Linked DNA regions of Mus musculus: region 1 is linked to region 2. A link is a contact called in ENCODE Hi-C or POLR2A ChIA-PET data. All regions are on one chromosome and are shown on one strand. The core of a region is the stretch at or near the end of the contact, and the rest is flanking DNA. Distances in the headings are between cores, read along the strand shown.

Region 1 (6,107 bases), core at 1,492-3,991, 170 kb after region 2:
AAACATCATGACAAAGAAGCAGTTGGGGAGGAAAGGGTTTATTCAGCTTACACTTCCATACTGCTGTTCATCACCAAGGAAGTCAGGACTGGAACTCAAGCAGGTCAGGAAGCAGGAGCTGATGCAGAGGCCATGGAGGGATGTTCTTTACTGGCTTGCTTCCTCTGGCTTGCTCAGCCTGCTCTCTAGTAGAGCCCAAGACTACCTGCCTAGAGATTGGGGGGGGGGGGGCGCACAAGGGGCCTTTTCCCCTTGATCACTAATTGAGAAAATGCCTTACAGCCTTACAGTTGGATCTCATGGAGGCATTTCCTCAACTGAAGTCCTTTCTCTGTGATAATTCCAGCTATGTCAAGTTGACACAAAACTAGCCGGTACACATTCTGAGAAGCATTCTGAGAGACAGGGACGTAGCTCGGGCATGCAAACACTCCCACCTGCTCCCCTGACATTTGTTATTGAAAAAGTAAATCCCACCTCTGCAATGACTTTTTCAGTACTGAACTTGTGTTGTTGTTGTTGTTGTTGTTGTTGTCGTTTGGTTTTGTTTTTCTTGTGCTAAAAATTCACTCAATTGGGGCGGGGGGCACTCCTTGTGCAGATAAGCAGAGCAGGAGCTGCTGCAGCCGCTAGCAGACCCACTAACCATCAGCAGGCAGGACTGTGCACATTGAAGGGATTGCAGCAAAGAGAGTGCCAGACGCCTAGGGCGTGGCTAAGGGCAAGCAAGACTCAAACCACACCCATCGCAAGGGTCGCAAGGGTTCCCCACACACAACCCCACCCCCCAGTATATTTGCCCACAACCAGGAAGACAGGAGCACGAGCCGCTGCTGCACCAGCGCACAAGACTCCAGAATACCTTCTGTCCAGTCCGAGGCTGATCAAAGGCAGCCCCATGCTTTGTAAGCCTTCACCCCAACATTCTCTAACCTAAGGAAAAACTTCCCGACCTCGGCAGACAAAAACTGTAACAGATTCAGATCCCTGAAAGTCCCCTAAACCTCAAATGCCAGTCTTCCAAACAGACCAGCTGTCTCTCCAGAATACTCGCCCCACTCCGAGAGACCATTCACAGAGTCTGGGACAGAAACCCTAAATCAAGAAATGTGGCTAGTCACGGCGGGAGAGCGGTCAGTTCCTTGGGTGGGCCAAAGAGAAGGAGGCCTCTGACTTCGGAGATACCAGCACGCAGCCGCTGCACTGCTCCCGCCCTTAGTCTTTGCAGTGACCCCACCCAGGTCGTGACCCTCTGAAGACCTCCAGCGTTGGCGTCCCCAGACTCCGCCAACCCCCAACACGCAGCTTTGGACGCCGCAGCTGCGTCCTGGATCTTCGCTGGATCCTAGCTTTGCATCGCCCAGCTGCGAACAGAGCGCACCGGGTCCGGCTCCGGGCTGCCAGCCCCAGGCAGGCAGCGGGACGCAGCGCCCGCAGTGCGACTGGCACGGCTGCCGGGGCGCGCCGCCTGGACCCGAACTGGCTGGTGAATCGCACCTCCGGCCCACTGAAGCTTCAAGCTCCACGAGCCTCACCCCGCGACTGGGCAGAGGACTGGTCGGAGATCCAAAAGGGTGCAGGCGGCTACCGGAACAGGATAGAGATGAGAACTGGACCAAGATCCAATTACTCCGTTTTGGGATAGAGGACCAGACCGCGGCGTGAGGGACCTCTAAGATACGGGAAGAAAGAGTCTGACCAAAGCCTAAGGTTGGAGAAAGGGGAATGAAACGGTCGGTTCCCAAGTGCGAAGGGAGGGTGGGAGACCCACTATCCTAGGACAGAATAATTGTGTTGCGAAAAGATGAAGGAGCATCAGCGGTGAGGCTAGAGGGAACCAAGAGAAGTAGGGGCTCTGAGCACGCAGGCTGGGACCGCTGGGTGCGAGCTGGAGCCAGCCCATCTAGTATCCAGACGAGGAGAAACATGACAGTACACCCAGGCCCGAAAGAAAGAGCCCCGTCTGGTACTGGAAAAGAGCAGTCAATGCGCGCCAGGTACATGGTCTGTCCAAGTCGCGGAATGCAGGGAAAGGGCATCCCATGAACTGGAGAAAGAAATTCATACAGGGCCAAGGAAACGAGGTCTATCTATCAAGGAGGGACCTGCAGGATAAGGGATCTGGAGGGGGGAAAGCGCGACGCCGGGACATGGTCCGCAGCTGGAGCCGCTCACCTTGGGTTTGTACAGCCACTTTCGGAATCTGTTCATCATCGCCGCGCCGGCCCGAGCCACGCTCCGGGCGGCCCTCGCCCTCTGCAGCGCTGCGCCCGGGTCCGGCTGCGGCGCGGGGTGGACACGCAGGCAGGGCCGGGACCTGCTTGAGCAAGCAGATCGTGTGCGCGGCGCCTAGCGCCGAGCAGCTGGCTGCAGGTGCGCGGGGCAGGTGCGCGGCCGGAAGGATGCTCAGCAAGCGGCGCGCGGCCGACCCAAACCCGCGAGCGGGCGGGCGCGCGGAAAGGCGCGGGCACAGGGCGCGCGGTGCTTCACGGCTTAAGAGCACCCAGCGCCTCCGCCGGTCACGACCGCACATGCGCCGGAGGCGCCGCACGCCCCCGGCCCGCTGCAAGTGGTGGATGGGGCGAGCCCGGCGAGGCCGCCAATCCCCGCCCAACGCCACGCCGTACCCCACCCGGGACGCGCACCAAGGGAGGGAGGCTCAGGACTACAGGTCCCGGCGCCCACCGCGGGCAGGGCCTGCGCGGCGTTGCTAGGTGACGGCGCCCAAACGATGCCTAGGCGATCTGCGGGTACCGGAGCTGGCCAGTGAACGCTCCCGCCCGCGGCGCCTGGACAGACTACGAGGTTAAAGCCAAGGAAGGCCAAGAGGCCCGCAGGTAGGCAGGCAGGTTAAGGTGAGGGGCCGCCACAGGGAGCCAGGCACAGCCCATCCTCTTCTCCCTAACTCGTTTTCTCCAGTTCTCCAATCTTTGCCTATTTTCTGGCCTTAGCGAGCTACCTTTGCGCTTTTCTTCCCACCTCCAAAAATAAAAGTAGGGTGTTTTCCACCACCTCCAATCAATCTCTCTCTCTCCCTCCCTCTCCCTCCCTCCCTCCCTCCCTCCCTCCCTCCCTCTCTCCCTCTCTCCCTCTCTCCCTCTCTCTCTCTCTCTGTTAACAGGTGACCCAGATGACTACCTCTTAATACAGTGTGTGTACCCTAGCAGTTCCTGCATCTTCCCTTAGCCCCTCAGCCCTGGACCTGCTTTGTAGCTCCCTTCTTACTCCTTGGAAGCTGCTCTCCACCCATTTCTATGTAGTTCCAGGCAGCTACGTGGTTTTAAAAACATTTTTTCCCTCCAGCCTAAATGCTTGAATTCAGATGTTTGCCTGTTCTTCACTATTTGTACAACTAACAGATCACCTTAGAGTCAACATGTCCACAACTGTATACTCTCTCAGTCATAAAAACTGCTTGTGGGGCTGGGAAGATAGCTCAATCAGTGACGTGTTTGCCTAATTAGTGGAAGAAGGTTCAGCATGCCAGAACTCACTGGAAAAACAAAAACAAAAACAAAAACCCTAGGCATGGACTGGAGAGATAGCACGGTGATTAAGAGCAGTGGGTGCTCTTGGCAAGGCCCCAGATTCAGTCACCAGCACCTCCATGGCTGCTCACAACTTTCTGTAACTCCACCTCCAAATAATCAAACCCCTCTTCTGGACTTCATGGGCCCTGCATGCATGTGATGCACATACATACATGCAGGCAAATACACATAAACATAAGAAATAAATATATTTTTGTAAAAAAGGCCAGGCATTATGACATTTACAATCGCTGCACTTCAGAGGCTAAGAAGATGGACCCACGGGGTTCACTAGTCAATGTAGCCTATTGCCTAGTTGGTGAGCACCACAATAATGGGAAACTCTGCCCAAAACACAAGGTGGAGCTGGGCGTGGCGGCGCACGCCTTTAATCCCAGCACTTGGGAGGCAGAGGCAGGCAGATTTCTGAGTTTGAGGCCATCCTGGTCTACAAAGTGAGTTCCAGGACAGCCAGGGCTACACTACGGTCATTTTCTGGCCGCCCCATGGAAGTGCACACACTTACATATGCACCCATATATACACGCACATAAAAATAAGTAAAAAAATTTTAAAAGAAAACTAAAAGCAGCTCTTCCCAAAGCCATCATCTTCTCCAAGTGAAGACGTTGAGCAGACACATGAATTCATGTCCAGTAGTAAGTAGATTAATAAATTATCTGGTGTCTGTTCACCCTTGGCCAACTCCAAAGCCTGGGGCTATTACTGTGCAGAAGCTGTTTCTATGCTTCATATTGGAAGTTGTGCCCAAGATAAAGGCTGAGCCCAAGGAGGTAGGTATATCAGGATCAGGCTTAACTATAGGCAGAAAGATCCCAGCATGACAGATTTGTTCACATTCAAGAGATGTGTGCAGGGCTGGTGAGATGGCTCAGCGGGTAAGAGCACTGACTACTCTTTTGAAGGTTCTGAGTTCAAAACCCAACAACCACATGGTGGCTCACAACCACCCGTAATGAGATCTGATGCCCTCTTCTGGTGTGTCTGAAGTCAGCTACAGTGTACTTACATATAAATCTTTAAAAAAGAGAGAGAGATGTGTGCAGAGGTAATTCTGGACATGCAACAGGAACCAGCTTTCTGGCTACCATCCTTGACCTGTTTACTGAGGATTCAGGATGGCTGCACTGGTTCTAGCCATCGCCTCCTAAGCCCATGAACCTACTGGAAAAGAGAAGAAAGAGATGTCCTACACTTCAGGCTAATGCTCCCACAGTTTATTCTCTAGTACTTCTGAGAGATGGAAGAACTTGTACACACGACCATAGCCAGCTTTCAAGGAGGCTGAGAAATGTCACTGACCGGTTGGGTAACAATAGGCCCAAGTGAGAGTCAGGCTTTGTAGTTCAGGAGGGAAGAGAAAGCTGCAAGGAGTGGCTTCATAGCCTGTTGTAGAAATTTTTAATTCCAACCTGGGGTTTCTACACAGTCTTTGACCATTTAGTTCATGGATAAAAGACACAACCTTTATATTTACAATAAGCCTTAAACAGCACAACAGCTGAGCAGATACCTACCTTATATGCAATTAGAATCTACTTTCCTATTGATAACCCCAAATTATTACTTACTACTTACTATGTTTCATCTGGGCTGCTCTTAACTTCAATTGGCCAGCCCTCGAGGCCAGCTCATCTAAACCTATGGTGGCTTCTCCTTCCTCCTGCACCTTCTTCTTCTCATGGTTCTTCTCCAATCCCAAGCCCAGAAAATCTAAACCCCACCGATGTCTCTTCTGCTCAGCTATTAGCTATTGGCATCTTTATATACCAATCAGAAATAGCCTGGGGGCAGGGTCACTTAGGTCTATGTGCAGACTCCTGGTCTTTCCCCTCCCCCAACACTTAACATTGTGATACACAGTAAAAGACAAAACCTCAACAGTAGCCGCCACACTTAGCAGAGCAGCTTTAGTTGTGGGGAAAGAGGGTGCTTTCACTAACATATGTTTGATATGGCCTAAGCTGTTGAAGTGGATTGCATCTGATAGAAACGAACCCTCCTTGCTTGCTTCAGCCTGCCTTCCAGGTTACCTCAAGGGCCAGACCATTGAGCCCTGATTCGAGAATGGAGTTAAAGAGCCATATTTAAAGGTAATCAATCCACTTAGGAGTTAGATCTCAATTCTCACCCGCAAACTAAATAATACTGAGATACTTGAGATGTGGCTCAGTATTGGACCAATTACCCAGTGTAGGAGATGCTGTGGGTTCTGTCTCTTGCACTAAAAGCAAGTAAACAGACAATTATTTTAAGTAAAGCTGAGTCTGGCTGTGGATATGTGGGCCTGTGATCCCAGCACTGAGGAAGCAGAGGCAGGAGGATGGAGATTTTGAAGCCAGACTCCACTACATATCAAGACCACCTTCCCCAAAACAAAAATAAACAAGAAAAAAATTAAACCAAAACTTAGTGTAGAGTTGAGGTGCTCGAAGCATGCTTCAGAGTTGGCTGAGCCCATGCCTGTTCTCCAGTCGCAGATATGATTGTTTTTCTCAAACTTTAGGTGAATTTCAGAGGGGATTCAGAGTCTATCCACCCTCACAAAGCACCTGC
Region 2 (6,170 bases), core at 471-2,970:
CATCTTTACACTAAGCAGAGAGTTTTCCAAATATGAAACACAAATGACTGAGAAACATTTAAAGAAATGTGCAACATCCTTAGCCATTAGGGAAATGTAAATTAAAACTACTCTGAGATTCCATCTTACCCCAGTCAGCATGTCCAACATCAATAAAACAATTGACAATGCTGACAAGAATTCTGGCAAATGAGAACATTTATTCATTGCTGTGGGAGTAAATTCAGCCAGTGTGGAAATAAGTGTGGAGGTTCCTCCGGAAGCTGGGAATAGATCTACCTCAAGATCCAGCTATGCCACTCTTGGGCATATATCCAAAGGACTCTACATCTTACTATAGAGACACTAGCTTAATTACGTTCACTGCTGTACTATTCATAATTGCCAGAAATTGGAAACAGCCAAGATGTCCATCTACTGATAAATGGAAAATGAAACTATGGCACATTTACACAATGGAATATCATTCAGTTGTTTAAAAACCAGTGAAAATTTGAAATCTGAAGGTTAAAAGGATAGAGATAGAGAAAAAAATTCCCAAGTGAATAAGCCAGACCCAAAATAGACAAATACTACATGTTTCCTCTTATATGTGGATGTTAAGTTTTTAAGCTTTTGATATGTGTACTAAAATTCAAATAACTACAGACATTAGGTAAGGTCAGTGGGATAGAGAGGATCTTCCAAGAAAGGGGAAATACAATATAGTGCTGTGGGGAGAAGGGGAACTAAACCAGAAGGATTCGATGGGACAGAGGATGGAAGATCCAAGTTAAGTAGGGACTATGAGAGGTACACCTAACACTAAAGGCATTTGAAAAGTCATATGGAAACCCACTATTGTAGAAGCTTCCTAATATAGGCATATATGGAATGAATCTAAATGGAATCACCATATAATGCCACCAAGTAAAATTTCCAGTGCCAGGAAAAAGCTATATATTTTTGAGTTGTTGGCCAAAGGGGTCCCATGGAATCCCTCCAAACATCAGAGACTATTACCAAGGCCATGACTGTTTTCCACCGTAAGGTGGTAAAGCCCTACTGTTGCAAACAACATATATTTATGTTACTGAATGTGAAGAAGTCCAGCTGGTGCCAAACCAGAAGCTTAACCCCTACGTGTTCATAATTACTCTGCCCCCTGACAAGGGTTAAAGACAATTGCTAATATCACCCAGCTATAAACCCTGTTACCTACAATAGCGGCATGACTACAAGATATTCTGATACAATAGTGGCAAAAAGGTTCTGAAAGTACTTTTATATTGGATTTAAGTCCCATTCCATGAAATGGAACCCATACCTGACAATGCTCGCTCGCTCTCTCTGTCGCTCTGTCTTTGTCTCTCTGTCTCTGTCTCTCTGTCTCTCTCTGTCTCTGTCTCTCTGTCTTTCTCTCTCTCTCTATCTCTCTCTCTCTCTCTACCTCTCTCTCTCTCTCATTTTTCAAGATGGGGTTTCTTGGTGAAGTCCTGGCTATTTTAGAACTCTCTCTGTAGACCAAGCTGGCCTCAAACTTAGAGACCCTCTAGCCTCTGCTTTCTGAGTACTGAGATTAAAGGCATATAGCAGCTATTCCCTACCCTTTATACTGTCTTGTTTGGTACTCTCTGGGTTGTAGATCTTAGTATCTGTATCCATTGATGATAACAACAAAGCCCATTGTGACTGTGTTTCAGCGGTCATTCTTTACACTAAAGGAGTATAAACTGGTACAAATATAAGAAGAGTCCAGACATAGGAGGGGAAGTGTCCATGGCAGGTGAAGAAGCAGTGTCTGTGTGGCCAAGAGCCCTTGGAGCAGGTGACATGGTGGCCTGACCACTTTTCTAAGTCTTAGAGACAATGAGAATGGTGACTTACCATGCTTCCAACTGCCATCTTCACCATAGAGCTGCAGCACTGTTCTCACAAAGTCCTTGGCATTAAAACAAACAACGGGACATTTACACCTCAGTGTCCAAAACAGTATGTTCCTAAACAAAAGAAAATTCACCATTTAGATAGTAATTTGGGTCTTGGAAAAATATTGTAATATCAAATTCTATCTATCCTTATGTAGTATATACACACCTCGATTAACTAGTGAATCCTATGAGGTGGGCATTACTTCTTATGTGTATTTCATACACTGTGAAGCTTTGACTCAGGGCTCATCTCTGAGAAAAGCTTCTACTCCTGAAGCTCCTGTGCAGAATACACACACTGGACCTGGTCCAAGCCTCCAAGTGTTCCACCTCTCGGCATGCCAGGTCTTTCCTTCTGCCATTGCACGGTGCCACTCCTACCCACACTGCTGAGGATGGCATATGCTCTTGCATGTCTACTCTTCTCCACCCACAACTTGTGCAACCTGCTCAAGAGATGTTCTGGGCAAGCAGCCTACCCACACACCTTTCACAGAAGGACCCACACGTGCTAAACTGCAGCTTCTTCCATCACCTTATGAACTTCTGAATCTGGGATAACAGTTAACATTTATCATAGCAGATACCAGGCTACCATTTCACAAGGTTGCCACACTGAAACTTAGTCACACTACTACAAGGCAGGCACTCCATCCAGTATGAAGATGAAGAGACTTGGATTCAGATATGTCACACCAAATAGATGGTAAGGTTGGGTTCTGATACTGTATCTTGCTACTGCCAGAAGCCCTAAACCACTAAGCCCAAGTTCCTCTTTATGGAAAAAGTACAATACATTAAAAAGAGCTCTTTGATGGGGTAAGAAAGGAAGAAACCAGGAGTCCAGTAGACATGCACACTGAGTGATGGTGTATAGGTGGATTTTGCTTGCCTGGCTCCATTGATAGACACTGTATAGTGCTTTGAAAGTTATGTGGCTTGGCCTTGATTTGTTAGAACAGGAGACCAAAATGGTAGGGAGGTCAAAGTGCCAACAGCACTGGGTCTTGGCTTAGGTAAAACTGATAAGGGACACAAGAATGAGAATGAAGAAGTTAAGAATGGTAGAAAATGGAATATGGGGACCTCCCTGGCACATGCTGAAGGATACATCTAGGATGAAGTGATCTAATGGCTACCCTGCCTTCTCATGGGGAGAAATACAGGCTGGCTAAAGTCTATCTTGGTAAGACAAACATCAGAAGAGTTTCTTATGGAAGGTGGCTCAGTGGAAAAAAGCACTTCCCACACCAACACCAAGACTGGAATTCAGGTTCTGTTCTAGTTTGCTTCCTGTTGCTGAGATAAAACACCAGAAGCAACTTTGGAAGAATAGGGTTTATTTACTCTTATAGGTTATATTCCATCATCAAGGAAAGTCAGGGCAGGAACCTGGAGGGAGAAACTGAAGCAGAGACCATAAAAGAATGACTGCTGGTTCACGTGCACCAAGATTCAAGTTCAGATACCTTTGCTATACAGCCCAGACCCACCTGTGTGCCAGAGATAGTGGGCTGGCCTCTCCTATATCAATTAGCAAAGTCTGATCAAGGCAAATCTATAGTTAAGGTTCCCTCTTCCCAGATAACTCTAGGTTTGTGTCAAGTTGACAGCTGAAGCCACCTATGACAGATTCCCAGAACCTATGTAAATTCGTTGTGTCCTGCCTGAAATCCCATCACTGGGGAGACAGGGATCCCTACAGCAAGCTGGCTAGCTAGACTAGTTAAATAGATGAGCTCTACATTTAACAAGAGACTCTGCCTCAATAAAATAAAATGCATACATAAATGTGCATGTATATACACACACGTGCAAACACACACAACTCATACACATGCAAAATTTCCTAGTATATATTTAGCATATATTTATAAGGTATGATTTAAATCGATTTGAATCCTAAATACACTACTGTAGAATTGGGACTATTTTCCATGTTTTATAGTATATGAGGGACTATCTTTCCTAGAACTTAATAAGCTTCAAAATGATATTGTGGCAGTATCAATTGTGGGTGTGGGGGTCATGAAATTGAAAAAACAAAATCCTGCCCTAACCCTCATAGAGCTTAGTAGTGGACATACAATAAATAAAATAAGATGTATGAATGGTGGGGTGATAGACATTATAGAGAAATGTGGGCTAGAGAGGTAGCCTGGCTGTTAAAGGTGAGGCTCTCAAACAAAGAATACAAGATAAATGTGAAGATAGTGATTATATATGGTGCTGGGCTAGGGAATTGTTTTATCCAGATGTTTAGAAAAGACCTAAATGATAAAAATAACACATGAATGAAGATGTGATAAGGTGAATAAAGTGTAGATGATAAAGAAAAGCTTTTCACAGAAAGCTTTAATAAATGTAAAAAAAAAAAAAACCTAAAGAGTTAGAAAGCCTCTACCATATTTAGGCACAATTAAATAAAGTTCATTTGATTCACAATTGCAGCAGCAAAGTCCACAGAGCATGGCACTGACTCGGTCAGGGGCCCCTGCCAGCATCACAGCAGATGAAGAGACAGAAAGGGAGCCAGTTAAGGATAGAAGAGGCCAAGCACATGGCCTCATCTCATAACAGCCCACCAGAGGTAACTCTTGCAGACCACACTAATTCATTCAGGAAGGAGGAGCCTCTATGACCTACACACTATCTGCTGAGTCTCTTCTCTTATAGGTCTATTACCTCAAAACAGAAAACCTGGGGACTGAGCCTATATCTGTTTGGGTAACCTTTTTTTACACTGTGTTAAGACATCTCTGTGTTTTCAATTGTTAATTCTGTACTGGCAGAGTGCTAAATGTTGGCAGGATCTTGGTATGGTTATTTCTATGGCCCATCACTGCTCTCATATTTTGTAAATATTTGTCCTTTCTCACTAGCCTAGAGGCAATCTAGAATTGTATATGATTGGCTGTAATAAAGAGCTGATGACCAAAAACTGGCCAAGAAGTGGAGGGGAGGGGAGGGGAAGAGGGAGAGGGGGAGGGAGGAGGGACAGAGGGACAGAAAGACAGAAAGACAGAGAGACAGGGAGAGACCTAGACTGACTAGGAGAATAAAGATGTGGGGATTCACCAGCAGATGGACCAGAGCAGAGTAGAGAGGTAGCGCGTGTGGCAGAATGTAGTGCCAGGGTTAAGCTTGACAGCTAGGGCTGAGAGACTGCCCTAGCTAAAACGCCTAAGCTTTAAAATATTAAAAGGCTTCTGTGTCATTATTTATACTGCTGGCAGGCCCAAAAGTCCATATATAAGCAAAACTTTTTGTTGCACAAATCACCCAAGCCACATTTTCAGACAGGCACTATCCTTAGTAATACTAAAGACAACTTCGTGTTTCCAGGCAATGATGACTTATCCTTTGCTGTAAGGGAAGAAACTAGAATGCTAGTGAAAATCACCTGGAACCCTGGTAGTGGCAGTGAGTTTTCAGGCTAGATGACAAAGCTTCCCCCTAACACCTCATTGCAAAGCTGTCACAATACTGGAACAGGCTCCCGTGGCATCTGGATGGATCCTCCATTCCACAAACTCTGAGGGAGGACACCACTGCTTTCTTGGGTTTTTTTCCTTTTAAAATAATTTCACGTGTTCATAAAAAACCAAAAGTTTAAATAGTTAAAACTGGAGCTTGGGAAGTTTTACATTTAATGTAATAGATAAAGATTTCTTGCCTGACAAATAGACTATGTGCTTCTTGCTTTGGGTCCCAGAAAGGGGAATGCTCCGTATGTATGTAGACACAGTGATCTTCGGATATGAAGTCCTTTTCCAGAGCACCACCATGGGCTGGGAGAGTCAGAGTGCTGTTGCCTACATGGCTTTTTAGTAACACTACAATTCCTTTAACAGTACAAGTTAAAGCCTGTGAAGACACAGAAATGCAAAGCCACAAATGAGAGCAAGCTATAAAACAAAGGAGTAGCATCTAGAATGAACTTTAAAAATGCCATTTTACAAATATCTGTGCATGTATAAATTCAGGTATAGGCACACATATAGAAGTTAAAAGTCAAACTGGAATATTGGTCTCCATCTTTCACTTGTTTGAGACAGAGTCTCTTGTTGCTTGTCACAGTGTTTGCCAGGCTAACTAGCCCCTGAGCTTCAGGCCATTCTCTTGTATTTGTCTCCCATTTTACCATAGGAGCCCTAGGGTTACAAACATATGCTATGGCATCCAGCTTTTATAGGTTCTGGGGATCCACACTTGGGTCTTTATGCTTGAACAGCAAGCACCTTATTCACTGAGCCACCT

What was found. A loop is a pair of places that touch in the nucleus more often than their neighbours do. ChIA-PET counts read pairs that join two places held with the same protein, here RNA polymerase II (POLR2A).
Region 1: a map of T-helper 2 cell shows a loop between it and region 2 (3-fold over the local background). The contact joins the promoter of Cfap99 here to the promoter of 4930557J02Rik in region 2. A Hi-C loop is called at or near these places in 1 of 37 maps with a recorded cell type or tissue (T-helper 2 cell). POLR2A ChIA-PET finds 5 or more read pairs at or near these places in 1 of 5 experiments (embryonic stem cell).

What each region holds. Positions count from the first base shown.
Region 1 is chr5:34,285,924-34,292,030 of GRCm38, forward strand. It overlaps Cfap99 (cilia and flagella associated protein 99), which reads left to right and starts at 2,742. Exons shown (of 16, transcript NM_001370805.1): 1 at 2,742-2,837. Zfyve28 (zinc finger, FYVE domain containing 28) reads right to left here and starts at 2,401. Exons shown (of 13, transcript NM_001015039.1): 1 at 2,176-2,401. The coding sequence starts at 2,214.
Region 2 is chr5:34,117,020-34,123,189 of GRCm38, forward strand. 4930557J02Rik (RIKEN cDNA 4930557J02 gene) reads left to right here and starts at 1,721. Exons shown (of 4, transcript NR_040703.1): 1 at 1,721-2,102; 2 at 2,188-2,616. It overlaps Poln (DNA polymerase N), which reads right to left. Exons shown (of 25, transcript NM_181857.4): 5 at 5,587-5,777; 6 at 1,867-1,979.